Linked DNA regions of Mus musculus: regions 1, 2, 4 and 5 are each linked to region 3. The links are chromatin loops, found by intact Hi-C in ENCODE. Cell type or tissue: heart. All regions are shown on one strand. Each heading gives the region's core, and the rest is flanking DNA. Links, peaks and the distances in the headings are about the cores only. Region 1 has its middle 27 kb from the start of Gm35797. Region 2 has its middle 83 kb from the start of Gm35850. Region 3 has its middle 330 kb from the start of Gm24212. Region 4 overlaps Gm35850 (a long non-coding RNA gene). Region 5 has its middle 24 kb from the start of Gm19935.

Region 1 (6,406 bases), core at 834-5,833, 460 kb before region 3:
TGTTATTCATTTCCTGCAGGGGGTTCTGGTCAAGTGGGGGATGAATAGAGCAAGGGAAGCAGGTCATTAGTACTGGCTAGGGGGCAGAAGACAGAGGTCTAAGTGAATCATGCCAGGCCTTTGCACATACACATGCCATCCCATATGGATGCTTTGATGCTTTGTGGCTCTCTGCTGCTTCAAGATCTAGAGCTAATATCTTAGCATGCCTATGCGGCCTCATGGGATCTGACCCCAACTCTGTGGGTGAATGGCTCTGTTCTGCTATGGATACCTCCATCCATGCCCCTGCCACTCAGATATAATTCTGGGTTTCTGAAAGCATCCATGAGTTCTGCTCAGAGTTACCCAAGTGTTATTTCTATTGCCTGGAACACTCCCTGTGATTCCATCAGACTAGATAATTTTTCCATCATATGACCCCAGGATACTTTCCACTCGGCCTTTATAATCTATTGCTTTCAATTCTCCTACAGCAAAGCTAAGACTAGAATACAATATGGTCACAGAGTGTTTCAGGGAGACTGAGGAAGAAGAGAAGCAAGAGTATGTATGTTAATGAGTGAATCTTGAGTTTTGGAACCAACTCTGGAGACCCTTGAGATATTCTAGAAGCTTGGACAGGGACCACCCACTTTGCTTGTACATAAATTACACTGGGATGCATCCAAGATCATTTGTTTATGTATTGTTTGGAGTAGAACAGTTGTGACTAACTTCAAGTATTTATTTTCTGCCTCTCTTAAAAAGGCCACTGAACCTTGCTCTAGTACATATCTCAGAGTTTCATACCAAGAAGCAAAGATGCAGGGTATCTCTTCTCTCACAGCTTTAATTTCTAGGACCCTTAGAATGAGTTATTGGTTGCATACATGAGAACTGGGGTGTAGAGAGATTACATATCTTTGGTGGGTAACAGAGGCATCTCTGCACAGATCTTTAGCTACACAGTTAAGGATCGCTGAGTACGAATGAATGGTGATCCAGGAAGGAATGAGATAACAAAGGCTCAATGAATCACGTAGAACAGGAGTCAAGCTCAATACATGCATGATCGTGAGCAGAAATAAAGCCTCGAATCTGCCCCTTGGGTAGAATTGCTGGGAAGGACAGGGCCTCAGTGGGAGATGCTCGCAGGTACTGCATGGGAGGCAGAGTGGACTGAGTGCTCAGAGGGCAGCTGTCCAAAGCTGAAAAAGATTCTGTAGAGGTGGGTGAGGGAGATGGAGCCCAGCAGGGTGGGCCTTGATTGGGTAACAGTCCTGCATCTTCTTCTGCAGAGGAAGTATTGTTCTAGGAGAGCACACCCCTCCACCCTTGTTTTCAGAAGCTCTGAATTCTATCATAAGGTATCACTCAGTCCATAGTGGTTGTGTAAATGGCAGAATGGATCAAGCAAGAGGAGAGCCAGGTCCAGGTCAAGGGACGTCTTACAGTGTTTGAGCTCTTGTCCTGCAATGTTTTCCTTAAAAGTTAACTTTGACAACAATAGCAACAACAATAATACTTGCTGCTATAGTAATCTGTGCCACACACTTACTCTATGCCTACCAGTGTGCAAACATGATACAAATAAAACTTGACCTGCCATTACTTCACAGAACAAAAGTTCTCATCGTGATTTTTACTGAGGTTAAGCGGTCCCTGAGAGGTTAGGGACTTTGTCATAGGAAACAAAGCTTTTAAGTAGGAGAATAGAGAGATTGAGGACAGACTGACTCGATGATCTATGGCCATGAACCAACGAGTGCATTGTCTAGGTGTGTGTCGTGTGGGAATAGAAATCAGACCTAAAGCACTGATTTGAGTTTCCTTTAAACCTCTGGATGTCTTAAATTTATGACTACTCTTTATAAAAACTCTTGGTTTTCCTTAGGGAGAGTTTTACCTGCAGAAGTTTAGTTGAGTATTAGCCCAAGATTTAGGACCAATGTAATAGGTAGAATTATCCAAAGTCACTGATGTCACCAAAGAAAGAGCAAGAGTCAGCTCAATACTGTTACACACACACACACACACACACACACACACACACACACACACACACACACTTCTCAACCCCCTAGTCTCCAGTGATCCTAGAATGGTTTACTTAATCATTCCAGGGGTGGCTTTGAACCAGAGATTCAAGTGCAAATAGTTGGATGGGGAGAGGGGCACAGAGCATTACCTAGGAAGTGGACATGTGACTCAAGGAAGAGAAGATGGCCAATAGAAGAGCATCACTAGCCCAGTGTGGACAGTGAGTGACTGGAGCTTAGCACCAGAGAGCAACATGGGCTAGCACAGGCATCCTTAGGGTGGTCCCTTCCCACCCCACTGCCCTGAGAGCTGGGATCTTTGTGTAAAAACTCTCAAGAGTCATCCAGTAAGGGCTCCTTGTGGGCTTACATATTCCTCCAACTTTGCCGCCTGCTCTGCAGGGATAGAGAGATTTTTTTGGAGTTCAGAAGAGGATCCTGCTGGAAGTTGCCATGGTCCCCTATAGCTATGGCTGGCCACAAGTAGTCTTGGGGTAGTTTTCAGGAAAGGCCTATGTTTTCATCCAGGTTCCATCCCTGAAACACTGACTTGGAGTAAATTACTAAGTTACTCTAAAGCTGTTTCTATTTCCTACAAATTAGAAACACTGACTTGCAGGGCTGTTATGCACTTTGAATATGTTGCATTCACTTGAGTGTGCTATGTATGACAGCAAAAATTCAGCCTTTTACTGAGTTATAGTTATTTTCATTATTATTTAATGTAATGAGTCCAAGTGGAGGGAGAAAGACTTTGGGAAGCAAGGCTGGTCTCAGTGGTGCTTAAAGTGACTTGACAAGGCCAAGCAATTCAGAGCTGTCAGAGAACTAGCACGACACAAGGTTTCCATAGGCTTCTTCTACATTTCCTCCTCAAAAAGGTCAAACATACGCTGTGAGCAGAACATTGCCTTCAATCACTTTCAAAGTAGCAATTTGCCAGAACATTTTTATTAGCTTGAAACTTGTCCAATCTGCCAAGGAATAATAGGCTGCGGTGATATGCATGAGAAGAAAGTCCTAAATGAGCCCGGCTAGCAAATGACATGGATGCCCTCATTGCACATAATTAAATGTGTATGTATGTATGTAGCATGTATGCAGGTATGCTGAATGTGATCCTGCAAACAGAGCTGGTGCTCTCAATGGGAGTGTTCATTCACGTGGGCAATTGCCAGAGAGAGAGAGAGAGAGAGAGAGAGAGAGAGAGAGAGAGAGAGAGAGAGAGAGAGGCAACTAGTGTGGTTTAATAAGTAGAGGATGGTGGGGCTGGGATGTATCTCAGGGATGGAACATTTGCCTAGCATGCTCTAGGCCTGAGTTTGGTCCTCAGGATGACAGACAGCAGGAGGTAGTGGGGACATTTTTCTTCTGAGAAATGGGTGACTCTTTAGCTTGGAAGCCAGCAGGAATGCACCAGCAGGTGGCAGGCTGAGGAGGGAAGATCAGGAGGTAAAGGTGCAGATTAGAAGAGCCACCTGTAGGACATTTCATGAGCGAATCAGAGATGACAGGGTGACTCTCCTAGACTGGATCCCCTGGGTATGTTCTTGGGGGACACTTCTATAGGACAGTAAGGAAGGAAAACAGAGCACAGGGAGAAGCTGACACCTGTAGGGGCTAAACCGACGCCTCAGTAGGTCTTATGGGGGCTCTGAACAGTTGCATCCCTTTAGAGATACCTCAATAGGAGCTAAGCGACACGAGCTTGTCTTTAAAAAAATAAAAAGTCCTTTATAATCATTATGAAGTCCATTTACCAGTGTAGGAGGCTAGAAGATGTTATTTACCAGCTTTGGTCTTGATTTAAAAGCTATACATCTATAGATATATAGTAAGTGGTAGTCTACATGGTCCCACCCTACCCAGCCTTAACACTGGATACAGTATCAAGGGTGTGTGTGAAGTCCTCACTTTGCTGGTGTCTGCACCTATCTGACGTGGGCTCTACTAATAGTACCTTCTCTTTCCCAGTCTGTAAAGTGGACTAAACCCAGACCCTGAACATCCTAGGACTTGTGCACAAGACCAAGCAAGAACCGGGCACACCCACGCAATGGTGCTTGAAATTCTAAACAAATTTACTAGATTAAAAAAAAACTCTCTTTAGCTATATTTTTTCTATTTTTCTTATAACTTTTGCAGATGCAAGCTTATATGCTCTGATGAAAACTCAAGTCCCCACAGGTGCATCTTATACTTCTTCAGGGCTAGAGTAGAAGTTTCTTTCTCTATTCCTTTATATTCCCCTTTTCTCTTGTCATATAGAATATTCTTCTGTTCATTTCAGCTTAGCACAAAGCTACCTCATGGTTTCTGGGGCTCACAAGCCTTTACTCAGAATCCTCCTCCAAACTTACTGGCTATTGGCTGAATTCACTGCCTTGCATTTGAAGGTCTGTTGTCCCATTATCCTGCTAGCTCCTGGCCAGGAGCTGCAGCTACTAGGGTTGCCTGTGGTTGTTGCTGTGTAACTCCCAGGCTAGTGTACAGTGTTGACATTTACTCCAATCTGGAGCTAGTTGGTGGTTATGCGTCAATCTGACTTCCTTCCTAGCAACTAGTGAAAGAAACTCTGATTTTAAAATGCTCCTATAAGTACCTCAGGCTCAAAAGATAATCTCTCTTTGGCCAAAAACTATAATAGTCACAGGTGGAACAATTATATCTACCTTTTAAGGGGAAAGCATTTTTTTTAAACAAGAGGAGGGTCTCATGAGCCATAGAGTTCTCCTGCTTTGCCCTTCTATTACCTGAGATGTATCTCCCATGAAAAATTGTGCCACAGAGAGTGATTCCTAGTTTAATTTTCCCACTTAGTTAAGGAACAGTCATGGTGCCTGCATCCTTTTAGCTTGGAAGACCAAAGCAAGGTGTGTGTATGCAACCAGATGTTCTGCTCGCTCTTGCTCATATTAACAAATACATGTGCCAGTGGGAGACTGCACAGCGATTAGAAGTGGTACATAGGTTGAACCATAAGTTGGAAACACTGGGCTAGAAAAGAAATTGGTTTAAATTTCTTCTCTGAGTATCACTCTATTGGAAATACTATAATGGTTAAAAACAGAAAGCTTCTATCAGATAACAAGGTATCCCATACGCCTCTTACATAGATGCCTCTCCACTTTAAAACAAAATCCAAGGGGAGAGCCAGACCCAGAGACTTAAAAGGGTAGCACCATCAGAGTAGCATTGGACGGCATTTTGGTTTGCCTTGTGAAACCCAAACTCTACTATCTTCAGGAGGCCTGCTTGTAAAGGATCATTATGGCTGGCCGGCTTGGTGACTGTTTGGTGTCCCCCTTCTCATATACTGAAAAGAGGAAGGATATGGGACCCTAGCCTGAGTATCCAGCCACCCCTCCCAACCAGATGCAGGCATTTCTGTCTTGATTGCAAGTGGTCTTGAGCCTTTGGGGTTAACTGTTGAAAAATATAGGTGGGAAAGGACTAGGAGATGAGACTCTGTCTCTGCAGCTAAGGGAAACCTCTCATCCCTGCTGGGTAAAGGGTTCCACTCACACTCCGGTAAGTAGCCACTTACCTATATCCTATCAGGAAGACCAATAAATCCATAGGTCCCTTAGGGTGAAATTTGGTGGAATAACAATCCTTGGCTTGTTATTAGGACCTTAGCAGGAGGAGTTGGTGGTATTTATGTCTTCCCCTGGGAAGCAATCTTAGCAACAGTCTGCTTTCCATCCTTCAAAGTTATGGAAAAATGATACCAGTTTCCCTATGGCACTAATCAAAGATTGTTTACCAAAATTTATTTGAGAAAAGATCATAGAGGTGGTTTTCGAATATGGAAGAGTCACAGCTGTCACATGTGAATGCTAGAATTTAGGAAACAGAGTCTGAACCCAGGGGCAGCAGGTTACAGAACCTAGGCCTATCCTGAAGCAGCAGTGAGATGACACGGCGGCTGGTATTTGGGAAAGAAGGGAAAGAATGAGTGGCATGAGAACCGGGAGCTTGGCTTCTTATACTGGCCTGCTGTTCACCAGCCCTGTGACCTAAACCGTTCATCTCCCTGTCAGGACCGTACTAAAGGGTTCAAAGCCAGGCAGGTGAATCCCTGTGGGTTCAAGGCCAACTTGGTCTACACAGAGTTTCAGGTCAGTGATGCTCTGTCTCCAAAAATCAAACCGAAGCAAAAGAAAATGAAGTAAACAAAGGGTTCAGTCTTGATCTCTAGTGTGTCTCTTCTCTCCTGACCTTCCTTCTGTAACTGTGTCGGTGGGACAGAACACCACACAGAAAGTCTCCATCTTTCTGAACCACATTTTAGCATGTAGCCATGAAAGAATAAATATTTCTCAGCTAATGGTTGATACCAGGCTTTCTCAGTGCCTGAGCTATGATACACCACAGTTCCTGTC
Region 2 (6,406 bases), core at 549-5,548, 660 kb before region 3:
ATGTAATCTTCTATGACTCCTTGACTCTTTAAATATATGCCTTTATATATTTGATAATCATAAAATTAAAGATAGCTTTGTAGAGTATCTGTTGTGTCATGAGGACCTCACAATAAGTTTTTATCATTATTTTTCTTATTCCTAGTGTGCTGAAATGGGCCAGGTGTGAAAGGGAGAATTTTCTTTAAACTTTTGAATTTAAATACTTTAAAATTTTTCTTTAAAAACCATCATCATCACCACCACCACCACCATCATCATCATCGTGATGGACATCCAGGTGCTACAGCCTGAGTATGGAGGTCAGGAGGAAACAACGTTCAAGAGTTGCTTTCCTCTCCATCCTCTATGGGATCCTGCCATCAAATTTAGGTTGTCAGGCTTTAGTGGTATCTTACGGGCCCAGGAGAACGTTTCTGGATGTAAAACAACTCAAGCTGTTAGCTCAAACCCATTTTCTGTATGATGATCTGACTGTTGAACTTCAGTGCAGAGGTGGAGGCCTATGCCCTCTTTAGAATTTAGGAGGATGAAGCCAAGTCTTCTACAACAGATGTCCTCAGTGTGTTTGGGATGCCACACTTCATTTCTTATGACTCTGTTTACCCTTCATACCACTGTGTCAGAACAGCCCAAGAGCGGAGTCATGTGAGAAATCTGACTGCTAGTGAGAAAACTCCAGCAAAACAAGACGAGAGTCTTGTGACCTCGGTTTCTTCAAAACACAAAATTGTTCTTGAAATGTGTTTTTGTGCTCTTCCCAGGTGCAGTGGATAGGAGTGAAGTTACCTCATGTGCTGTCACTCATGTTCCTCAGGGGAAAACATGCTTTTGCCATGTGAGGCATTGTCCTTGTGATTGGACACTTCACTCAGGTGACTCTTCTTAACCCTCAGCATATAAATTGTCCGATGCTCTGAATAAAGTTGAATAGTTGAATCTTGGATGCGACTTTATTTTGCTTCATTTTTAGGTCCTGCTCTCCCAGGTTCATGACACCAGCTAGGTGGGTAAACGGCATTGATGCTGTGGTTATCTTCACTGGGAGGTTGGGGAAGGGTCTTGGAAGGGTTAACATTGTTCCCCATCACACAGTAAGGGAGAAGTAAGACTGGGAGTGGAGCCCAGCTTTGAAAGCCTAAGGCCATGCTAGCTCCTCTGCTCCTCCCTCCTCCTCTCCACCCCCAGCAGCAGAGAGTTCACAGGCACAATCCGGAATGACAGCCTCACAATGGAATCATGCAGAAAGTCCGGATGTGTGGAGGACTGGCAGGGTCCAGCTACATCTGTGTGTTCCTGCCAGTGAACAGACCCTTGGGCTGGTGCCCTGGTTACAGACCAGGGGGCTGTCCTTTTGTTCTTGGGTCTGCAGAGCCTCTACTCTCAACAGTTTAGCACCATAGAGCCAACACACTATTGTTTAATCTCACGGATCTCTCCTGACAGGACAATTTGTTCTCTCTTCACCCTGGAGAGATGGGTGAAGGCTAAATGTAAACAGAATCTTCGTCCTACTCAAAACAAAGTCAGAGCTTTGACTTTGAGCTAAAGATGTCACAGGCCACGGAAGGAAGTAAGACTCTGAAAACCACTGAGATTTCTGCCTTACCTTTGTACAGCTGGCCATACTTTTTTCTTTTTTTTTTTAACTTCACTTCTGTCCAGGTGATTTGGAGCCTACAATGACTGGGAGATTTAGGGGTCCCTGGTGCTACACAAATCTAGATGTCTATTGCATTTATGTTTTGTGTATATTGTATGTTGTTACTGTTTATTTGTCTGAGATAAGAGTCCTGCTACGCAGTCCAAGTTGGGCCCCAGACTCACAATCCTCCTGCCTCAGCATCCTTTCCAGCTTCCTTCTGAGCTTCTATGCGTGTAGCACTCTACCTGCATTTTAAAGGCATATTATAGAAATCGTGGCATGTGCACCAGTCAGGATAAACTTGGAAAGGAGATGGTACCTTGATAAAGGTTGTCAGTGTGCATTTTTGCTGTCTGAACTTGTTTTGTTTTAACCAAGGTGGGTGTAGCAGGAAGGGAACTCTGGGAGAATGGTGAAGTACTTCAAGCCAGCAACAGTGAGGAGCTCTAACCACCATATGCTTAAAGGGCACCAGACCTTCAAGAGAAAGTTATATAGAACAGCTGTCTGGAGTTGCTGAGATTATGGGCAGTGGTGGTGGCAGGGGAAAGGGGAGACAGTACCTTCCAAATGTACTGGAAGGATGGAGCCTGGGAATAAACATTTTCCTATACCTCCTCCTCCATCACCAGCCAGTGCCTCCCCTTGGGTAAACCTGACTAGAGGGCAGAAGGCCAAGGGATACATAATAAAGTCCTATAGGTTGGCTCCCCTGGACAAGGAAGAGGGTGGAGACAGATGGAGGGTAGGTTTGGTGAAGCCAGAAAGAGACACTTAAATTCGGGTTCACCTGTGGCTCCAACTTGTCTGTTCTGGTGTAGGCCCTCTGTCCTGCTTCCTTTGTATGCCTTTGTCACCTTTAGATCCAGTCCTGCAAACGGTGCCAGCTCTTCTCAAGGATATGAGCACTCTCAGCGAGTATATTTTTATTGTGAAGACATCTGCACCTTCTTGCCAGCCAAAAACAACATATGGAAGCGTTTCCCACATTTTCACCAGGGGGCACTCACTCCTTTCCCATGGATAGCTAGAAAGGCTTTTTTTTTTTTTTTTTTTTTTTTGCAAGTATTTGCTAGCCAAAATAGAATCCTTTTCTGTGGGCACAGCGACTGTTGGAACAGCTCTGTCCTAAAGTGATTTCTATGTAGCTAAACACTGTTTCTGTTTGAAAGACGACTGGACCCTGGGACGATTTCTTGGTAAATGTTTAGGGCCCAGCTTGCACACTGCCGGGAAAGTGTTTGGGTCTAAATGCTGTCTTATTCTGCCATTAAAATGAACAAAGCCAGAAAGACTTTGAAAAGATAATCGGCATGCCTAATTTGTAGGTGCTTAAAAAAAAAAAAAAAGCAAAAAAACCTAGCTGAAGGCCAACCAATCAAAGCTGGTTTTGAAAAACCTCTCTGTAGGGATTGTCTTGTACCCATCCCCATGATTCATCCTCATGGATAAGTAGAGGGTCCTGGGGGAAAGGTGTTTTCTCAAGTATAAATTCTTCCAAATGGAAAGACATTTGTTTGCTATCATATCAATCTATTAGCTGTGAGAGTGACACATGCTTTGTCAAAGGATCCGTGCAGTCAGCCAAGCAATATAGCTATGTACGAGGAACGGGCAGAGGGAAGGGGGAGGAGGGGCTTGCTTCTGTTAAAAATGAATCATGGATGAGACCGGGTAAAGACAAATATGGATCTCTGATCCCTTTTAAACGAGCATTGTCTTATACCTGCAGGGAAATACAAAGACTTATTCAAATGTACAGAGTGGAGAATGGTGGGAAAATTGGTTTCTCTTATCCTATTGGAGGCTTGGCATGGAAGGTATTTGATCTGTCAAAGAGTCAACCAGTCAGTCAGTCATCAAAGGGTAGATTAAAACTGGCTTGTGCCCATGAGCGGAGTTTGTCCTTAAGTCTGGAGTCTGTATGGTATGATGGAGAAGAACAAAAGTTTTGGCATAAAGTCAATCTGGATTCAAATCTTGGCTCTGTCACTTATCTACAATCTCGGGGAAATTCAGTTAACCTCTTGAGCCTTTCTGACATATAAATGGGGGAAATTATATGATCTACTTAATGGACTCAGGGAAGATTAAGGCAGGAACCCAAGCAAAGTTTCTGTTGCATAACAATGAGTAGTGGTAGGTATCATCATGATCTTAATAACAAATCAACCCCATTCCGAGTACTTACTGTCGTTCTATAACAAGGAAACAATCACATGGGTCGAAGTAATTTATTACTTGGCTTTTTTCCCCCTTCAATTAACTTTAGTAGCCAACTATGGTACTGCTAATTAGTTATTTAAAAAACAACAGCTGTTTGAGTGAGTTTACTGTCATAAAAACACAGGATCTTAGAGCTAGGGAGACTAACAGATTCATTTCATCCAAACCTCTTTTAACATGAAGGGAATCCTTTAAAAAAAATCTTTAAAATAAAGCCAACCTATCTGCATAGCCATAAATAGAAAGTGTGGCCAAGACCCACAGTACCTTCCTGGATGAGGACAAAGCTGTGTTTTACTCGATAGCCCTTCCTCGGAAATCAGTGCTTCCCGACGATCAAGGGGTGTTATCTCTTTATTTTCTGTATTCCAGCTACTGTAAGTTTATTTTCATTACTTCCTGTTGCTTTCTGAAACATGTTAGAGAATCTTCTAATCGAGCTTGCAATGAGAAATTAAAAATAGTATCCAGAGTGGTGGATAGAGTGCAATCCTTATCAAAATACCAAGGGGACTACTTCCAGAAATAAACATGCTAAATGCGCACGTGTATGAACACACACACACACACACACACACACACACACACACACACACACACACACACACATACACACTCCAGTCAACCAAAGCAATACTGAGAAGGAAAAGTGAAATTGGATGCATCCCACTTCCTGACTTAGAATTATATCACCAAGTTATACTACTTAAAATAACACGGTACTTGGTCTACCCAATCTTAAGATACATTCCAGTCCATAGTAATTATTAAAAACATCATGGTTCTACCACAAAAATAGACATGTAAATTAGTGTAATAGAACAGAGGGCGCAGATATAAGTCTACACAGTTATAGTCAGTTGATTTTGTACAAAGACGACAAAAAGTGCACACTGGAGAAAAGACAGCTTCTTTAGCAAGTGACTCTGGGTAAAGTGTATGTGTAGCATGTAGAACAATTAAGCTAGATCCTTATCTCTCACCCTGTACAAAAATCAATTCCAAGTGCATTGAAGACCTTAATGTAAAACCCCAGACGCTGAATACCGGTAGAGGGAAAGGTAAGGACTATGTTACAAGAGGTTGGCATAGGTATGGACTTTCTAAATAGAAACCTGGTTGCCCAGAACATAAGGTCAACAATTGACAATTGGGCTTCATAGATTAAAAAAATACTTCTGTACAGCAAAGGAAACAGTTGTATGAAAAGGTAACCTATGAAGGGGGAGGAAAATCCCAGCCAGTTATATATCTGACAGAGGATTGATGTTTAGAGTATGTAAAAAACCCAGAAAACTAAACCCAAGCAATAAATGCCCAATTAAAACAAAAAACAAAAAACTTTGGAACCAAATACAACGTTCTCAAAAATGGCTGGGAAGTAATTTTAAAAGTGTTCAAAATACCATTATTCATCATGCAAATGCAAATTAAAACTATTTTTGAAAGCACCCCAATTAGAATGGTTATCACTATCATCTTGAAAATAGCTGCCAATAAATTCTAGTATTGATGTGGGAAAAGGGGGGAGTTCTTACACACTTCTGGGGGGACTGTAAACTGCTACAGCCACTGTGGAAATCAGTGTGGACATTGCTCAAAAAGCTATAGAGCGACAATGTGACCCGGCTACATCACTCTTGGGCAGATAGCCAAGGAGTCTGTTCCACTACAGACACACTTTTTTTTATCCATGTTCATTGTTGCATATTCACAATAGCTGGGAGGTTGAATTAGCCTGGATATCAGTCAACTGATTCATCAGTTGAGAAAATGAAATTATATTCAGTTGTAAGAAAATGTAATTATGAAAATTCCAGGTAAATGAGTGGAGTTGCAAAACACACTGAGGTGACCCAGGCCTGGAAAGACACACAGTGCACGTTCTCTCTCGTTCATGGATCCTAGTTTTGAATTTTTACATTTATATGTTAAATTCAGAGTATTTGTTGAAGCAGTGAAACCAAAAAAAGGAGGGGAAGCTTGCAGTGTGGATGCTAGGAAAGTAGAGAGGGGATATGGTGGGAGCCAGAAGGTTTAAGCAGAGATGGGGTGGATTTTAAAAAGTGATTGAAAGGAGGGAGCCGACAAGGTCGACTAGTGCTGCATCTAGAAGCCATGGTCTGTAAAACAAAAGCCCAGTGCCGAGAGTGGGATACTTCTCCTGCCGGTTGGCCCCGGAGTCATCAGAAGTCCCCCAAACAATGTTCGATTTGGTCATTCCTCTTGGTTGTCCATAGAACTAGGTGATAAGACCCTATTGCTGAAGGTATTACACACGTTGGTTGCAGGATATAGAGAAACCAAGCTGGAACTGGAACTGAGTTGAAAGTTGAAAGTTTCCTCCCCATTTACGAGTTTCTACGGTGCCAGAAGGCGTTTCACAGGATGCTAGGGAACAAAGACATTTAGTGGTCCTACCGCAATATGAACCTACCAGTTACAGAAATGATCTGCCAGGCAAGATGTACAGGCAAAACGTACACACTACAGCAGCATGGTTGTTTTTGTTTGTTTATTTACAAAATGCAAAAA
Region 3 (6,406 bases), core at 857-5,856:
GGCTCTTGGTTTAACATGTTGGAGATGAGTCCTTGCCCTGTTTTGCTCCTATTTCTTCCAGGACAGATTTGTTTATTTGCTATTGGCTTTTTCCTCCTGAGGATCTGAGATGCCATAATAATTGTTAGTAGAGCTGGAGAGATGTCTCAGAGGTTAAAGCTGCTTGCTGCTTTGGGAGGATCTACATGTATTCCTAGCCCAATGTCAGGCAGTTTATAACCAACTATAACTCCAGCTCCAGGGGACCTGATGCCCTCTTCTGGCCTACATAGGACACCTGTGCATACACGCATGCAAGACAATGCATACATGCATGCAAGACAATGCATCCACGTAATAAACAGGAAAAGAAATCTTTAGAAATGAAAAGATAATGATTAATGAATGCTTAATAGGGTAACAAAGAGCCACTTTCCTTTAGATAGCTTCTATAAGGGACAATAGCTCAGCAAGGCTTCATGGCTGGAGGAGGCGTAATGAGGCCTTTCTAGAGCTACCTCTTTAGAAGTTAGGCTGGTGTAGGAAGAGGGTCACAATCCACTCAGCCCAAGGCAATCCAGACTTACTGCTCTCCCACAACAGTTACGGATTATACCCACCCCCTTGCTCTCATAAGTATCCTGGTTTGAGATGACATGGTCACTCCATGATGTGCAGGAAGCTCAGACCAGTACGTCCATTTTACAGACTGGTTTCTGCTGGTCTTCTCTTGCTTCACAGGTAAATGGGGAACATCAACAAAACTCTAAGCTTCCCTCCAGAAACTGCTGTCCATTTCTGGGCAGGGCTGGCAGTCAGAAGTAGGCAGAGGTTGCCTTTCCAGTTTGGGAATTAATTGGTAATCCATGTTTCCATAAGCTTTGTTTGTTTATGCTTAGCAGACTTAAAATCTAAACCCCAAAACTCTTTTCTTGTCTTGGGGATGTGTAGCCCAAATGCTAGCTAGAGCCTGGAGCAATAGCTTTAGTGCATGGCAGATCATAAGAGACCAGGCATGACTCGGCTCATCAGGACCAACTTGTATAAGCAACTTTATAGACTCTTTAAAAAGGAATTGCACGATGTGATAGCAGAACATGGTAAAAATTTCCACCTTTTAACTCCTCTGTTGGATTTACAACATTTCCCTCAAACCAGTTTTATGTGAACCCTTTCAGACCTTGTAAATGGAAGTCTGTGTTTGCATTCATTTATACCCCTGTGCTTTGAAATGAAAAATGTCTATCCTGAGTTACTAAATAAATTGCTATCTGTATTTTCTAGCCACCCCTCCCTTTTACCAAATGCATGTCTGCCTCGTTATGTTTTCTTCCTGGTGTGGGGTACCAAGCCTAGTACCTTTTGCATGACTAGCAATTTTGATACCACCAGCTTTAGTTTAGGTTCTTGTTTTTCTGGTTTTGGTGGGTTTTGTTGTTTTTGTTTTTGTTTTTTAATTCTGTGGTATTTTATAATATGGGTATACTTAAGTATATGGAAATGATTCCCTATTGGTGGATATTGAGGTTATTTCTAATTATCTGTTATGTCTAATTATTAATGTCTCAGTGGATGCTTTCATACTGTCATACATATATGAATTTATGTGAGATAGATTCCTAGAAATAGAATAATTAATTTTATTAGCGTGAGTATATGTGTGTACGAGTATGTGATTGTGGATTGTGTGAGTTTGTGTGAGTGTACATGTTTGTGTGTGTGTGAGTGTGTGTGTGATTGTGTATGTGTGAGTATGAGTGTGTGTATGTGTATATGAATGTGTGTGTGATTGTGTATGTGTGTGTGTGAATGTGTTTGTGATTGTGTGTGAATGTGTGTGATTGTGTGTGTGTGTGTGTGTGATTGTGTGTGTGTGTGTATGTGTGTGTAAAACCCATGCCACAGTGAGCAGGTAGACACCAGAGGACAACCTCAGATGCTGGCCCTCACCTTCCACCTTGTTTGAGACAAGGTCTCCAGCTCACCACTCAGTATAAGGATGTCTGGCTTGTGAGCTTCTGGGGGTGAGGGTGGGGGTGGAAGGCTGTTCTCTTGTTCCCACCAGCCACCACACAGTAGGAGATCTTGGGAGTTTCTTTTTCCCCACTTCCCACCACACAGTAGGAGCTCTGGGATTTCAGACACACCTGTCCTGTGAGCTAGGATCTGGAATCCTGTTGTTAGGATTGAGCACCAAACAATTAGCTCATTGATCTGGCTCCCAAAGCAGGATTGACAGATTTTATTAGCAATTGGTAAATTGACATCTTAAAAGGACTCTTTTCAGTTGCGTGTCAACTTGGAGGGACTTTCCATGATTTGAAGTAAACTTAAGAGTGAAAGCAAGGTTTCAGGTGTAGGCTCTCCCAGCCTATGTGCACCTTTGTCGTCGTTTGGCAGTTATCCCCTGACCCTGCAACTAGATCAACCTGAAGCAAACGGAATCTTACTTATGTAGACACTTGGTCTCCATGACCTTGTGTTTAGGTACTGAGTGATTCCTTAGACTGGGCTACCGTCCAGCCATGATCGGCCCTGATGGGAGAACACTTTTATCCCTCAATCTATAGAAGCTGAATTGGACTTACTGGGATTAGCCGGTACTGATGGACTTGTTCGGCTACTTTAATTATCCTTCCAATGAGAGCTTTTCCCCAGACTGGATTTTGAATCAGAATGAATGGCAGCTGGAGCGAGATCAGCTAAAGATCTCACGGAAAAGGTGCCCAGGAGCAAAAGCTCTAGCCTAAAATAGATAGAAAAGACTTAATTTTCTAAAAGAGAGGGCATTTTCTGAGGATTCACATTAAACAGGCAGAAAAAGAATTGTTTTAAATTGAAGAATTGTTTGTTCTAAAACCAGCCAGACTGTCCTGTACTGAAACTTGCTCCCATAAAAAGCCAAAAGTTAACAAAAGGATGAAAGCTGGGGAAATTGAGGGAATTTGAGAGCCGGGAAGACAAAGGCTGGACAAAATGGTCCTCACCAGCAACATGTCCTCTGCTGCTCTCTGGTGGCCATGTGCGGGAGTTAGGCGTAAAGCGGTCTTAAGTTCGTCTTCCCTAGCTGACCTGTAGTTTGTTCCTCCTACACCCAGCCTGTTCTCTCACAGAAGGCAGAAACAGTGCTGTTTCTGCCGCAATGATGTACACTAACAGTAGAGAGCGAAAACGGAAGGAAGCAGGAGTCATCTGCCACGTAATTCAAGGCAGTCTTTTATGTTCAGCACCAACTGTGCCATATTCTGCGCCCAGTACCGGAGGCGCAGGGCAGAATGAAACAGGACTGCAGCCTTAGAAGAGATCCCAATATAGACGGCAGTGCACAAATAATCGAGAGAGCCAACCGTATGAGCAGCAGTTGACAAGATGTAGGTTCTTGATAGCAATTCTCAAGTCAGATTGACATTGCTTGCTGAGAGCTTCCATTTGCTCCCAAATAGAAAAAACAACAAAAGAAAACAAAAACACCCCACATTCTTGTTTTAGAGTAGAAATGATGTTCTGGGGGAATGGATGTTTTCTTTCTTCCCTGACTCTGTTAAACACTGGATTTGGGACGCTGACATGGCACGCTATGACAGTTCAAAGTTGAAGCCTTGGTTTGAAGATGAAAGCCAAACTGTGTACATGAGTTTTTTTATTCCCCAGCAAAACACATTGCTCTGTGAACAGCAGCAGAATGCAAGGCTCTGTGGAGGCTGATGCCACACCACGTGCAGCAAGGTCAAAGATGGTCACCTGGCCTTTTCTGTGGGGATCACTAAGGGTGCAGGTTCCTCCCCTGAGTAATTCTAAGAAGCCCTCTGTATTCAGGGATACCTGGTGGAGCTAAGAATTCTTGCTCTTGATAAAGCTGTAGGGTTAAATTTATAGGAACTAATCCATTCTTTGTGTTAACCAAATAGCCATAGAGGGTTGATGTTGGTATAGAGCTCTCTTACCAGTGTGTAGACGTGCGTGTGTGTGTGTGTGTGTGTGTGTGTGTGTGTGTGTGTGTGTGTGTGTATGATGCAAGAACCTGCATCCCATCCATTCCGGGTTTTCTAAGGTAAGATGGCTCTTTTGTTCCTTTTCCTTGTGACTCACATGTTCAAAACTCCCCTAACATGTAAATGATAAAATGGCCACTCAGCCTATGATAACACCAGAAAAGAACACAAAGACCGAGCTGCTCTCTCGCTCTCTCTCTCTCTCTCTCTCTCTCTCTCTTTCTCTCTCTCTCTTTCTTTCTCTCTCTCTTTCTCTCTCTCTCTCTCTCTGTTTCTCTCCCCATCCCCAGGGTTATCAAGGAGATGGTAACATCCTGAAGCTGGTGACATATTGTCATGATAGAGAATGCGGCCATTAAAGAGGAAGGTGACCAATGGGACACTGTGAAGGCAATGATGCATGAACTCCTGGACCCAGCCATATTTGAACCATTACATATAGGCTTAATATTCCAGTTATGTGAACCAATCCATTTCTCTGTCTATTGCTCAAATCAACACACCCTGCGCATATCTTAAATAAGTTTAAATATCTTAAATAATCGACGGGGCTTATGTAGAGGTGGGTTTCTGTTCCCTACCTTCATGCAGCTGTAGGCTTGAGTGATTTCCATGGGTACCTGCTAGTCTGGCTATCATGCCTTGAGAATTATTGGCTTAGAAACCTTCTTGTACTTTCTCCTGCTTATTACCTAAACTAAGTGGCTTGATAGCAGAAGACATTTCCTCATGGGGGTGAGGGGATCTTGGGGAAATTACCGGAAGGGGCCCCATCATTTCGGGACCCATCTTAGTAGGTTTATTTTGTTTTATTTTTTTTTCTGCTCACATCCTACCCCCCTTTGTGGTTAGAGGCAAAGCCAATAGAGTAGGTGACAAATGATCCCGAGCAGCAGGACTAATGCGTGTTTTGTCAAAGACTTAAAACGCACGCATTGAGAAAATGCACATTTTTTTTCTTCACTCTGATCCAGTCTGTCAACAAAATGCTTTTCAGGAGAAACATCAAAGCCATTTCATCTGCAAATTTCATTTTTTCCCCCGGAATCCCTTAATCTACACTGTTGACAAAAATTTCTGTCAAGTGCCTCAAACCATTGTATTAACAAATCTCGTTTTGTCAATCATGATTTAGGCTGCTTGCAAATGCGTTTTGCAATATTCCACTCTATCCTGCAGGAAGAATAGCTCACAGTCAATGCCTCAATCTTAATACTGAAAGCGAATGAAGAAGGAAAGGAGAAGTGCTGCGGAGCCTGTTCGTTCAGCTTCTCCTTTGGATGTCCCCATGCGTTTCAAGTAAGGGTAGCGCGTCTGAAACCTTCCCTTAGCAATGTGCGGCTGGGGAGACTGAGGCCATGAGCTGCTGAAGGTACATGGTTCCCATTTAGTGTATTGTCTGTGAATACCAGCCTTGCTGTCTTTTCCTCTGAGACAACTCACTGTGCCTACCACTGGTGGCTCCCACACCCGTTTCTAATACCCTCCCTGATTATGAATTCAAGAGGATGGTGTGCGTGCACATATCAGTGTGTTTAGATTTCAGTGTATCTTTGCTTCAGCTATCACACCATGGTGCCGAAGATGGTCACCACTGTCTGTCCAGCTGCTCAGAGAATATCTAGGGGTTTCTGCTCAAAGAGGAAGCTATTTGGGGTGAGCTCAAGCTTGAGACATCTGTCTTCTGCTTGGCTTATCTCTGAACTCTTCATAGTGGGATGGCAGAGAGGGGATGTTGCAGGGGTCCCTAATAGCGCCTGACATATGAAGTTACTAAGTTTTCTTGGTGAGGGATGTCACTATGGCTACCAAATTATGATGGAGTAGACACTAGTTACTGCAGAAAACAGGTATGTTAGGTTTAAGTGTTAGGGAAATGTGAATCCTGACTCTCTCAAAATAGCTACTAGATTTGAGATGTCACTGTTTATTTTTGTCTCCGAGTGTCTCCTCATCAGCTTAATGATGCTAAGAGAAGAGTATTGGGCTTTTAGGAAGAGCCAGGGAGAGAAGCTTATAAGCTTGAGGTTAGAACGATGGTCAAGCACAGATAACATTGACGGCAAAGAGTACTGTTTCAGAAAATCCTGGCTACCTCGGAGGAGGTAGATTCTTCTGTGTTGTAAGCCAAAGAAGACTGGTGATGCAGTATGGGATTGTGCCTCAGATGGCTTCAACCCTGGCCTTCTATCTGGCCTAACCACGAATTCCTAGGGACCAGATAGGTAGTGTACCCTCAAAGGTTGATATGCTATGCACATGTGAGTTCTTCCTCAGCTTCTTGTGTAACGATTTGTGGGAACCCAAACAGGAAGAGGTGAGCACGCTAGAAGTCAGAAGGCTGGCCTTGAATAGCAGGCAGTAGGAGGCACTAGCAGGAAACAAGAGGGGTCCTTCTGAAGCCCAAGGGAGAAGGCTACACCAAGGCTAACTAT
Region 4 (6,406 bases), core at 970-5,969, 710 kb before region 3:
CCAGCTACAGGAGTAGATCTGTGCTGAGTGGTAAGAGGGTGCCCCAGGACTCCAGTGACTGGTGGGCAATGGATCTTAGCTGACAGTGGCATTATGGCCCTCTGTTAATGGAAAGGAGCCAGGTAAGAAGTCCTGGCTACACTACTACAGTACAACTCATAGTGGCTTCATGATGTGTGTGGGCCCATCTGGTAGTTATATTTGATGCTTTCTCTCTCTTCCTTCCTTCCTTCCTTCCTTCCTTCCTTCCTTCCTTCCTTCCTTCCTTCCTTCCTTCCTTCCTTCCTTCCTTCCTTCCTTCCTTCCTTTCTCTCTCTCTCTCTCTCTCTCTCTCTTCCTTCCTTCCTTCCTTCCTTCCTTCCTTCCTTCTTCCTCCCTCCCTCCCTCCCTCCCTCCCTCCCTCCCTCCCTCCCTCCCTCCCTCCCCTCTCTCGATCTCTCTTTCTCTCTCTCTGTCCCTCCCTTCCTCCTGTTTTTTTTTTCTTCCCTCCCTTTTCTGGTTTCTTGCTTGTTTGTTTTTTTTGGCAGGATCTCACTATGTAGCTCGGCCCATCCTGGCTCTCACCTGATCACTATGAAGATCAAGCTGGCTAAGAATGGCTTTACCATGGCTGGCACGTCTGAAGTTCTTAAGTGTGTAATGGGATGGACAGTCTTCATGGCTAGCTTGGAGTGTTACTTGTCTTGTGGGTCAGAATTGCCACAGTGGGGAAATGTAAGTGAAAAGCAGACCCTCTCCTGCCACCGCCCCTGCATCTTCAGCACGGTAAAGAGTCAGCTAAGGAAATGGAAGAAAATGCCAGTTGGCAGAAGCTAAGTGTGCTGAGCTGGCGGCCCCAGTTACATTGTCATTCATTTTTGATGAATGGAGAACTCAGGCCTCTGTGAACCCAGATGGATTCTGGTAGATGACAATGGAGTTCTCTAACCTTAGCTACGAAGCAGCTACTACACCAGATGTGGCATCTTCACTCGAACAGATAAATAACTAAGGACATTAATCTGCTTCCAGAAAAAAAAAAGACTTTCCTCCAGCACAGTCAAGCATCAAACACTAATAAAACACAGGGAGGGTCTACGAGGATGAATAAGAAACCTTGCAAAGCAATCAGAAAGCAGTAAGTTCTGTTCTAGAAAGTTCCATTCTAAAAGGTCAATGTCTTCTTCTGTGCAGAGACCAAACCATAGTCCTGGATGAATACTCGCAGTGGCACACTCTATACCATGTGACCCAGTGCCTTTGGCCAGCTCAGTTGCACCAGAGGGTCTGATCCACGGTAACTGACCTCACGGGGGGCCAAGGGATAGGTGATCTGGTGTGGAAACACGACAACGCGTCAGATCTCATTCTCCACTCGGGAGCCTGGATTGGGGAGACGGAAGCTGAGCTGGCTAGCTGTCATGCACAGGGGAGTCAGTGTGAGAATGTCACTGAAGACGCATTGAAACAGGGAGAAGAGGGGATTGTGGGAAGAGAGGGAGGGGACTCTTGATGCTTCCTGGTCATCCTGGACAGATTTCTGGGGACCCTATGTGCTTTTGTTCTTACTTTTAGGCTCCGTGAAAGCCCTCTGAGGATATCCCCTGGTTGAGTTAGAGTGAGTGGATAGGGAGAGCTTGCCTAGCATTGGAGCCTGCGGGGTACCACTTCTTGTCTGACTTTACCACTAACTCTCTAGTACGATTAGATATTTTCTATGTATTGCTTTCATCTTTCTTCTTAGGCTATGAGGCAGTGTTCTGTGTAGTTGAGGAAAGGTTAACCTTGGTAGTAATAATGTTATGAATAATAATAGTTCATATTAACTCAACTTTTACTGCGTGCCAGGCACAGTGTTGGGCACTTTACCCTCGCTATGTTCAGCAGGAAGGGACTCCCCTGGGAATTGCTGCTGTAGCCATTGTTGTCAATGTGACCTGACTTCCTCTGCTCTGACTGTACAGCCACAGGAAGTGACCTGCCACACACAGCTGGTGGAAGGACAGAGGTATCCACTCTTGGGGTAGTTATCTTTTTCTTCTCAGCAAAAGTGGTTCATACACACTAGTGAAAATTTGAAAACATCTAGAAGCAGAACTACAAAAACAGTCCAATATTCTGTCCACTACAGATACGTTGTCAATATTGTGCTGTCTGTTCCCCCCCCCTTTGCTTTGAAAGCTTTACAACGTCAAATCTGAACCCTTTTCATGCCATTAAATGTGCTTCTCCTATGTAATTCTTTTGGGTAGTATATTTTCCTTCTTTCTAAAAACATTTTATTATATATGTATATATATATATATATATATATATATTTTTTTTTTTTACTGTATAAGTTAACTTACAAACAACAGGCTTTGCATGGGACTTCATGCATATTTCATTTTGGTCAACTCTCCCCTAATTCTTCTCCTCCCTTTTCTCTGCTGCCCCTCCTCCTGGCAGGAGTCTGCCTTCTGTTTAGTTCTAAAGCTTTCCACGATCGCCTTCTTTAAACAGTTACTCTCCCTCCCTCCCCCCTCCCTCTCCCCCCTCTCCCTTCCTCCTCTTTCGTTGTCTCCCCCTGACGGTTCCCATATTCACTCCCAACCAGGTATGCACATTTAACAGCTGGAGCCAGGAACCATATAGAACAGACACTAAAGGATATTTGCCTCCAACATAATTTTTAAAGGACGGTGCAGTACCTTTTATGTGACAAGTGTAATGGTTCAGGTGTTATAATCAGTGGGGCAATGCATCCTGGGAGTGTGCATCCTGAGACTGTGAGACTATGAGCACTCTTGCCAGCGTCCTGGTCTGCTGGCTGTTCTAGAGTTTTTTCCTCTCAGAAGCTCTGCAGCTTCTGATTATTGGTGCCTTCACATCAACCTGCACTGAGTCTCCTGTTGTGGGACAACCCGGCAATGCCTTATCTCTACCAGACCCAATTCTGGGTTGGATGCCTTTTAATTTCTCTGCACAACACTGGAATCTACCAGCAGATGGCGCTGTGAGCAAGTGCATCTGCTGGGTGTGATTTACACAAACCCTGGAAAGCTTTAAATATTTATCCACAAAATTCAATAAAGCCGTTCATCAACTCTAATGCTTAGAATTTGGTCAGCCCAAGAGAATATTTTAATATCTTGCCCGAAGTTCCACAATCCTCTGCTGCACAGTGGGTCCTTTTGTGGGTCAGATTCCTGTTTGATTCTTGTCCGTGGGAAGGATTTCCTGTAGCAGGCCTAGGAACCAGCTACAACATCTTGCTAGGTATTGTAGGGATGAATCATCTTCCCTGCTTGACAGGTCTTCAAGGTTAGATAGTAGGTCTGATCTTTTTCCATTTCTTCAGCCTTCAGTAAGTGTTTGATGGAAGGAGGTCTTCCATGAATATATCAACTCGTGTGTGTGTGTGTGTGTGTGTGTGTGTGTGTGTGTGTATGGTGTGGGGTGGCATGTGTGTGTGTCTATGTGTGGTGCATGTATGTGGCATGATATGGGATGGGGTATGTGTGGTGTGTGTCTGTGTGCATGTGCATGTGTGTATGTGTGCGTGCACATGTGTGCACATGTGTGCATGTCCCTCCAAGGATACTGCAGTCAGGATATATGATGTGCCCTAAAGGCTCATGTGTTAATGTCTTGGCCCATAGGGTGGCATTACAGGGACATAGGACTTGGGCCTTAGGGATTTGTCCTGAGGTCCCTGGGGTTTGTCCACGAATGGGCAGTGGAACCACGGCCTCTCCTTCTTTCCCTTTGGCCGCTGATTGATGAGGTGATCAGTTTTGCTCTCTCATGGGCTTCTGCCAGGTTGTGCTGCTTTACTGTAAGCAATAGAGCCAATAGGATAAGCAATAGGATCATGAGCCAGAGCAAAGCTCTTCTCTTATGTTAACGATCTCGGACATTTCATTATAGCGATGGGAAGCTGAATCACATGGGGCGGGGTGATGGGGGTTGGGAGTCATCTGGTTGTCACAGCGGTGGAGTGTGTTGATGGGCAAGGGTGCTGAACATGCAGGGAATAACAACACAAATAACTGTCCCTATCGCCCTTTGTGTCTATGCACCTGCTTGGCTTCTTCCTGGCTGGTGATGTCACACAGACCATAGCCTTTTTCTGAGCCTCAGGTTTCCTCATTGGTAAAAGGAAGACACACACTCTCTCCAGATTAACCCAGAATTGTTGTGGGTTTCAAAGAAGTGACATACATTGAGTCACTTTTTGCAGCTCACACAGCATATCTTACATACGATGTACCAATTGTCTTTTGGTCCATGCTAAACCTGGTTTTGTTCCCTTTGACACTGTCCCAGGCTAAGGCCTGAGACTCACAGGTGGGACTTACACTTGCTCTGACACACTCATCAATACCTCAGATTGCAAGCTCTACTGTCGTCCTGGTTGTTTGTAACCCGGATCAGAACACTCACTCCTTGGCTCCTTATTTTCTTCACGTCTATGTGCAACAGATGGCCGCCCCTACTGAAAGTCCCCTGGAGACCTCCCAGCTCCCATGGCGAGAGAGCTGTTGGCTTTGAGGCCTTGCATACTTCCATCTAACACTTTCTCATACTTTACACAGCGCTGTCTCATTGCTCAGCATATAAAACTACCAGGCTGTTTCCTAACTTGTTCAGTTAGCTCTTGCTTTTCTCTCTAAGCCAGAGTTCTCTTTGCCAGGTATCATGTATCTTTACATCCCAGTTGGGATGCCCCATCTCAAGGAAGCGTCTCCTGTGCTCCTTGTATAATTTCTCCTATTACCTTGTATGATTTTTTTTTCATATGTCACCAGCACTCTCTGAAAAGGTTCCTTTTAGTTCACTGTGTTTCTCCATTTCTGGTGTGAGGATGTTTCTACTGTGAAGGTAGAGTTGTTACTGTAAGGTCCCTAGATTCTATGAGCTTAGCCATGGTTTGCTAATGGAAAGAGAGTAAGTAGTTCACTTTCTGGGTTTCTCATGGCGCTGCAGTAAACGTTCTGACCTGGCTCTATCATTGGAGGGTTTGACTAGACCTGGAAGATGGCATCCAAAGGGCTCACCTCTAACGTTCCCAGAAGGAGGATAGCTTAGTTCCTTGTCATATGGGCCTGTCTATAGAGCTCACAACACTAAAGCTAAGTTCATGTAACACATTACACACACACACATACACACACATACACATACAACATACACACATATACATATAACACACATATACATATACATACAACACACACATACACACATACACACACATACACATACAACATACACACATATACATATAACACACATATACATATACATACAACACACACATACACACATACACACACATACACATACAACATACACACATATGCATATAACACACATATACATATACATACAGCACACACATATACACATACAGACATATACATATACATACACACACATACACATACAACATACACACATATACATATAACACACATATACATATACATACAACACACACATACACACATACACACACATACACATACAACATACACACATATACATATAACACACATATACATATACATACAACACACACATATACACATACAGACATATACATATACACACATACACACATACATACACATATACATACAACACACACATACACATACACGCATATACATGCACACACACACACACACACACACACACACACACACACGGCAAGGAGAGGGAGGGAGAGAGAACAATTTGATGCTATCTTGAAGGAAGGCATGCTGCAGAACTGGCAGATATACTTTACAGCTACCAGGACATCAGACCCGTATATGAAATGTCTGCCATTGCCTCCTGTGATATTCTTGGTTCCCAGTTGGTGGAACTGCTTCAGGAGGTTCATGAAGTTGTGGGAGATGGGCCCACCTATGTGGGCATGACTGATATTGGATCTGCGATCCCTTCTATCACCGTCCTAGGGTGATCGGTTCTGCCTCCACCCACTGCCACAGTGTTCTACCCTACCCAGCAGACCTCCACACACTCACTGCCACAGTGTTCTGTCTCACCCAGCTGTCCACAGACTGAACCTCTGAGACTCTGAGCCAAGATGAAGCCTTCTCCTTGAAAAGCATCCACCTCAGGTATCGGCCATGTCAGAGAAGAGTCTGAGACGACACGAGGTTCTGGGGTCAGGGTTCTCATTGGGATACAGTCGTCCCATTGGGCTTCACCTAACCATTTGTAGCTCATCAATGGTATCATGGAGGCAAGAGGTGAAAACGGGGTGGGGGTGGGGGTGGCCACACGCACCTTTGAACCAAACAAGCCTGAGGACAGTGGAATCGGGCCAGAAGCCTCTCTGCTGTGGAAGGCGGGCAGCTTGGTTCCTGTGTTCTTCTCTCTCCACTGACTACATCTCTCTCAGCGCTGGTGTTTGAGACTGAGTGGTTCAGATACT
Region 5 (6,406 bases), core at 484-5,483, 790 kb before region 3:
CACTTGGAAAGACTTAAGGCAGGAGGATTATAAACTTGAGGCCAGGAAGGCAAGAGAAACATACAAACTCCCCAGAGACACAAACTCTTTAAGTCAAGAGGAACATTGTGGTTTTTGTGCCTCCTGTGTGGTCAGCTCTGAGAATGAACTGGCTAAATCCTTGTTGGATTTTCAACTGGCAGAAGTAAGGCAGGGTCCTACCCAGAGACCAGAGGACGAGCTCCAGTCTAACTTCTCGAAGGAGAAAAGCTTAAATCTGTGCCTGATAATTACGAAGGGCTGAAAATGTGTGTATCCATGTGAGGATGCGTGTGTTTTTGAAACAAGGTCTCTAGCTCAAGCTTCCTTATATATCCAAGGATGAACTTGAGCTAGGTTTCCCTGCCTCCATCTCTCCTAAGCACGGTATTCCAGGCACCTGCCGTCACGCCTGGATTATTTACTGCACAAATGAGTACAGTGACCTGGCTCTTGTAGCCCATTATCCTGAATTTGTTCATAACCACCCTGGTACTTTTCTTATTTTCCACCCCTGAAATCTGCTCCTCTGTTCCCTGCCCCAGGAACTGACTCCAACACCCATCTGTTTATTCAAACAAGAATCTAAAAACATCCCTGACGCATCCCTCTCCTCTCTGAGCTGGCTGCTGTGTGCAAGCCAACAGGAAGCCAACACTCTCTACAATGTGACTCTTCTTTTTCTGCTACAGTCAGAGCGGCCATGACACCATCACCTCGCACCAGAATTGCGTTACTAATGGCTTTGACCTGCTCTCCTCTGATGCTATGGTCCAGTTTCAAACCCTCTTCCACCTGCCGGTAGTGGGGCTTTTTCAAAACAGAGATCTAATCTTGATCAAAGTACAACAAAACAGAAAACAGGCTCACTGCTCTTTGGCACCACCTAGGGGACAGAATGGAACAGAGGCAAGGGATGGTGGGGGTGGGGTGCGGTGGGGAGAAGGAAGTGTGGGCGGGGCTGGCCCTGCTTCCTCCAGGGGCAGGGTAAAAAGAGTGAAAGGCTGTAGGGTTTTTAGTTTCTTCCGGGCTGGACATATTTGTATACACAGCTCCCTGTCCTCCACGCAGGTCTTTGATGGCTGGGGTCTGAGGGTTTCCAGCACCCTGGGCGCTGTTTCAAAACTTCAACTATCTGGTGGAGAGTCAGGCAGGAGAATTTACCTTCTTGGAGGTAACATCTGCCTGCAGGTTTAGAGCAGATTTAGGAGCACAGAACAGTCACTAGAGGGAGGAAAAGGCAAGCGAACAATTCAGGCTTTCTTAGGTCTCCAGGAGGCTTCTCCTGGAGCCACACACTGGAATCACCCAGGGAGACCTTAAAAACCAGAGATGCTCATCCTAGCCCTAATGATCTTGCTGGCTGAGGTTTTGACTAGATGGTCCCAAGGGGCAGCCAGGGTTTACAACCGGAAGCAAAGAAGGAAGGAGAAAGGAAGAAGAGTGAGGAAGGGAAGACAGGAAGAAGGAGGGGGCTAGGAAGGGAGAGAGGAAAGGGAGAATGAACGGTTCATCTTAATAAAGACAAAGATTCACACGAAGACCACCGTGTAGTCCTCCCGTCTGTATTCCCACCATCCCAGGCTCCAGTGTTTGACATTCCAGCCACACAGCTCTATGTTCCCTTCTTCAAGCTCATCCTACTCTCCCTGGACACAGAAGTTTTGACTTGCTAACTCCCTGGCTTTTTGCCATCATAGCTCTGGTCCCTCACCCTTCATATTTTCACTCTCACTTTCCCAGGATGCCTTTCAGGACGCTCTAGGGCATCCCCTGTATCCTCTGCAGCACCATCAACTGCACTGAACATTTGACTAGAACTTTTACTCTTAGTCGTTCTAGCTAGGGCTTCATGAACATAAAAGCTACATTTTAACTTATTATTTATATATAATATGTTAATATAATAACATGTAATAAGTTTATAAAATATACTTAAAATGGAACACGCACACACACACACACACACACACACTTAAAATAGAACACACACACACACACACACACACACACACACACACACACACACACACACACACACACACACACACACACATACACACACACTAGGTTTTCCTTCTAAAGTCCAAGCTAGCCTAGAACTAGCTATATAGACCAAACTGGCCTTGAACTTGTGATTCTCCTGAAGAGGGCCTAGCTTGTGGGATTGGCATCTGGTACATGAATGCACAGGTAAGTTTATTATTATTGTGCTGGGGGAATAAAACCTGGGATCTTGTGTATGCTGGGTAAGGAAGTGCTCTATCACTTAACTATAAGTCCAGCCTTAAGGTATCTTAAAGCTACATATAGAAATAGATATGTCGAATACATATAAAGCTAGATGAAGTTCCACTGAGCATTGGATACATTTGCAAGAATTTTCTTTACAGGTTTTGTATTTTAAAACTCAGTAGCAAAAAAATGGTGTGGAAAGATCAGCATGGGGAGTGACCACTAGAGGGCAGGAGAGGCAAAGAGATGCAGGCCAGCCTGGCAGCCCTGAGCATGGATGTCTTGCACATTCTCAGAGCAGGGATTTTGGGGCCATGGAGAAAACTCTGGAATCCAGAAGCCAAAGATGTCTCCTTTGTAATCCCTCGTGTCGTGTGCAGAGAGACAGCTTGTTGTCACCTTCCTTAACTGTGCTGAGCAGACACAGCCAGGATAGCAAGCATGAGCCATTTTAGGAACACTCAGGAATGTCAAGAAGACGCTCGTCCTAGAAGTTGCATAGACTGGCTCTCAAGAACAGGCAAAAACTGAGGATTCAGAGCTATCTATAGTCTGAAGCTGGGGGCCTACTTCCTTTCTCCCGTGTCAAATTGTGCTCAATGCCCCTCCCACCTCCCCCTCCCTTCCTCCCTTGGCACTGGGGATCAAACCCAGGGCCTTGTGCATGTCAGGCATATTCAGTTGCTGAGCTGCATTCCTCCCTGCTATTTTATTTTCCAGACACAGTCTTGCTATGTTATGTAGTCCAGGTTGGTCTGGAACTCTTGCATCAGCTTCAGGTTCCAAATTTGAGGATTGCAGGCAGAGTGCCCTTCTGTGATCAGCTCGGCATACGATGACTGAAGCAATGGATCTGAGAGATCATGGACCAAACTCTCTGGAACTGGCAACTGACAATAAGCCAAAGTAAGTCCTCCTCTTCCTCCTCCTCCTCTTCCTCCTCTCCTCCTCTTCCCTTCCTCCTCTTCCCTTCCTCCTCCTCCTCCTCTCCCTCCTCCTCCTCCTCTCCCTCCTCTTCCTCCTCTTCCTCCTCCTCCTCCCCACCTCCTGTCAACTTGGCACAAGCTGGAGTTATCACAGAGAAAGGAGCCTCTCTTGAGGAAATGCCTCCTTGAGATCCAGCTGTAAGGCATTTTCTCAATTAGTGATCAAGCGGGGAGGGCCCATTGTGGGTGGTGCCATCACTGCACTGGTAGTCTTGGGTTCTATAAGAAAGCAAGCTGATGAAAGGACCCAGATATAGCTCTCTCTTGTGAGACTATGCCGGGGCCTAGCAAACACAGAAGTGGATGCTCACAGTCAGCTATTGGATGGATCACAGGGCCCCCAGTGGAGGAGCTAGAGAAAGTACCCAAGGAGCTAAAGGGGTCTGCAACCCTATAGGTAGAACAACAATATAAACTAACCAGTACCCCCCAGAGCCCGTGTCTCTAGCTGCATATGTATCAGAAGATGGCCTAGTCGGCCATCATTGGAAAGAGAGGCCCATTGGTCTTGCAAACTTTAGATGCTTCAGTACAGGGGAACGCCAGGGCCAAGAAGTGGGAGTGGGTGGGTAGGGGAGTGGGGGGGGGGAGGGTATGGGGGACTTTTGGGCTAGCATTGGAAATGTAAATGAGGAAAATACCTAATAAAAAAATTAAAAAAAAAAAAAAGAAAGCAAGCTGAGCAAGCCAGGGGAAACAAGCCAGTAAGAAACATCCCTCCATGGCCTCTGCATCGGCTCCTGCTTTCTGACCTGCTTGAGTTCCAGCCCTGGCTTCCTTTGTGATGAACAGCAATGTGGAAGTGTAAGCTGAATAAACCCTTTCCTCCCCAACTTGTTTCTTGGTTATGATTTTTTTTTTCAGGAACAAAAACCTGGACTACGACACCCCTCAAGGTAATGAGTCTTTGATCTGAGAATTTGATGTCCTGGGTACTGACTCCTGTACTGACTCCTGGGGCCAGCCTCCCTCCTCTGATTAGCCCTTCAGGATGAGGAGGAAAGCTCTTGGCAATCTCTAAGGTTCTTTTGTATCTGTTCACCGTGGACCATGGCTATGCAGTGCTTGGCAAACCAGTGGTGAGCAGGGCCTGTTGGTTCTACAAAACCATGAAGCAGGAGGCATAGGCCAGAAGACCAAGAGCAGTGGTTCTCAACCTTCCTAATGCAGAGACCCTTTAATACAGCTCTTCATGTTGTGGTGACCCCAGCCATACAATTACTTTTGTTGCTACTTCGTAACTGTAATTTGGTTGCTGTCATAAATCAGGTTGAGATCCAGAGTGTAAGTCCTGCCTGAGTCATAGAGCAAGATGCTGTTTTACTGCCCACTCCCACCCCCAGGAATAAAACAAACAAGCAAACCAACAAGCCTGTAGGTGCCTGGTGCAGCCTTGGTGGCATATTTAAATGCTCTGTGGCTGAGTGTGGTGGCACCCAGTGGTATCCCAGCACTTGGGAATGCAGATGCAGGAGAGTTGCTTATTCAAGGCTATCCTGGACTATACAGTGAGAGTTAGCTAAGAGAGAGAGAGAGGGAGAGAGAGAGAGAGAGAGAGAGAGAGAGGGAAAGAGAGAGAGAGAGAGAGAGAGAGAGAGAGAGAGAGAGAGAGAGAGAGAGAGAGAGAGAGAGAGAGAGAGAGGAAAACTTCCATACTTTCCACAAATTACTTCACTGCAAATCCTGAATTAAGAATCTGCCTTCAGTGCCGGGCGTGGTGGCCCATGCCTTCAATTCCAGCAATTGGGAGGCAGAGACAGGCAAATTTCTAAGTTCAAGGCCAGCCTGGTCTACATTGTGAGTTCCAGGACAGCCAGGGCTACACAGAGAAACCCTGTCTCGAAAAAACCAAAAACCAAAAAAAAAAAAAAAAAAAAAAAAGAATCTGCGGGGGTGGGTGGGAGGGGCTGGAGAGATGGCTCAGTGGTTAAGACTGCTCTTCCAGTGGTCCTGAGTTCGATTCCCAGCAACCACATGGTGGCTCACAACCATCTGTAATGGGATCTGATGCCCTCTTCTGGTGTGTCTGAAGACAGCAACAGCATACTCACATACTTAAAATAAATAAATAAATCTGAAAAAGAGGAAAGAAAGAATCTGTGTTCAGGGCTTGGTTGTGGCTTGGTGTTATGTGACAAGACTTTTTTTGGAGACACAGAACACACATATCTATTTACTCCAAATAGGGAGCCTATGACAGACCAAAGTAGAGATACCATCCAACTTGATGAACCAATGAGTTTTACTAGAGTTGTGTTGCCACAGTTCATTAACCCGCTCTACTCTCCCTGGCAACAGCAGCAGCAGCAGCAGCAGCAGCAGCAGCAGCAGCAGCAGCAGCAGCAGCAGCAGCAGCAGCAGCAGCTCAAGTTCCTCCCTACCCACCCCAAAGCTATGGATTCTCAAGTGAAAGACACACACACACACACACACACACACACACACACACACACACACACACAGCCTTATATTTAATATACCTTAAACAGCTCAATGGCTGGCTGGGCCACTTCACTCCTCCACTTTGCTAGCACATTCCCCCCTCTGATATTCCAAACTTATTACTTACTAAAACCTATATTCTATCCTGGCTGCCCCAGACTCAGGCCTGCAGCCCTCCTGGGCCACAATCCCCCAACTCTTACATGTTGGCAATCTCTCTGTCTCTCTGTCCAACACTTCTCAGGCCTGGACCCTTCTCCTTCCCCTGCATGGTACCTTCTTCTCCTTCCCTGGCATGGTGCCTTCTTCCTCCTTCCTCATCCTGACCCAGCAATCCTAGAACTCTCTGTTTTCCTGCCCAGTGATTGGCTGCCAGCAACTTTATTTACCAATCAAAGCCAACTGCAGGTAGGGACCCTCAGCCTCTTAAATGCAGATGTGCAGATTCCTGTGTGATTTTGGAAACCCAAATAACATAATGCAAGCATTAAACCAAATCCACAACAGGTTTACCTATAGGGATATGGGTAAGGAAAGACTCAAAGACAGCCAGCTGCATCACCAAAGCCCACCCAAGCACCGGTGACAGCTCACAAAATCTGGGAAACCTGGAGCTCACTGCACAGCCTGCAGGCAGGTCAATATGCTGGAGAGTGTCCTTTCTGAGGGACTCAGCTGGTCTAAGTCCCTCCCCCGTAGCTCCTCTGGTTTCCCCTTCTTCCAGG

What was found. A loop is a pair of places that touch in the nucleus more often than their neighbours do. Peaks named below come from ENCODE experiments on the same cell type or tissue, not always from the same donor. Only the 100,000 strongest peaks of a DNase experiment are listed, where the experiment ranks them.
Region 1: it touches region 3 in a loop (4-fold over the local background); 4 of 42 quality-filtered maps call a loop at or near these places.
Region 2: a loop joins it to region 3, with 10 times the contacts of the local background. A loop is called at or near these places in 15 of 42 quality-filtered maps.
Region 4: it touches region 3 in a loop (12-fold over the local background); 21 of 42 quality-filtered maps call a loop at or near these places.
Region 5: a loop joins it to region 3, with 11 times the contacts of the local background. A loop is called at or near these places in 27 of 42 quality-filtered maps.

What each region holds. Positions count from the first base shown.
Region 1 is chr8:90,460,945-90,467,350 of GRCm38, reverse strand. No RefSeq gene overlaps it. Among named protein-coding and RNA genes, the nearest start is that of Gm35797, 27 kb to the left of the region's middle. In heart, for the core only: a CTCF peak has its summit at 3,446 (motif pointing right); no DNase peak of the experiment used is centred there.
Region 2 is chr8:90,654,128-90,660,533 of GRCm38, reverse strand. No RefSeq gene overlaps it. Among named protein-coding and RNA genes, the nearest start is that of Gm35850, 83 kb to the left of the region's middle. In heart, for the core only: a CTCF peak has its summit at 2,633 (motif pointing right); no DNase peak of the experiment used is centred there.
Region 3 is chr8:89,997,684-90,004,089 of GRCm38, reverse strand. No RefSeq gene overlaps it. Among named protein-coding and RNA genes, the nearest start is that of Gm24212, 330 kb to the right of the region's middle. In heart, for the core only: a CTCF peak has its summit at 2,994 (motif pointing left); no DNase peak of the experiment used is centred there; H3K27ac peaks cover 1,360 bases.
Region 4 is chr8:90,705,271-90,711,676 of GRCm38, reverse strand. Gm35850 (a long non-coding RNA gene) reads left to right here. Exons shown (of 5, transcript XR_879078.1): 4 at 1-122; 5 at 528-2,218. Among named protein-coding and RNA genes, the nearest start is that of Gm35850, 32 kb to the left of the region's middle. In heart, for the core only: a CTCF peak has its summit at 2,967 (motif pointing right); no DNase peak of the experiment used is centred there.
Region 5 is chr8:90,790,032-90,796,437 of GRCm38, reverse strand. No RefSeq gene overlaps it. Among named protein-coding and RNA genes, the nearest start is that of Gm19935, 24 kb to the left of the region's middle. In heart, for the core only: CTCF peaks have their summits at 914 (motif pointing left) and 2,465 (motif pointing right); DNase peaks (open chromatin) are centred at 977 and 2,527; H3K4me3 peaks cover 646 bases; H3K27ac peaks cover 789 bases.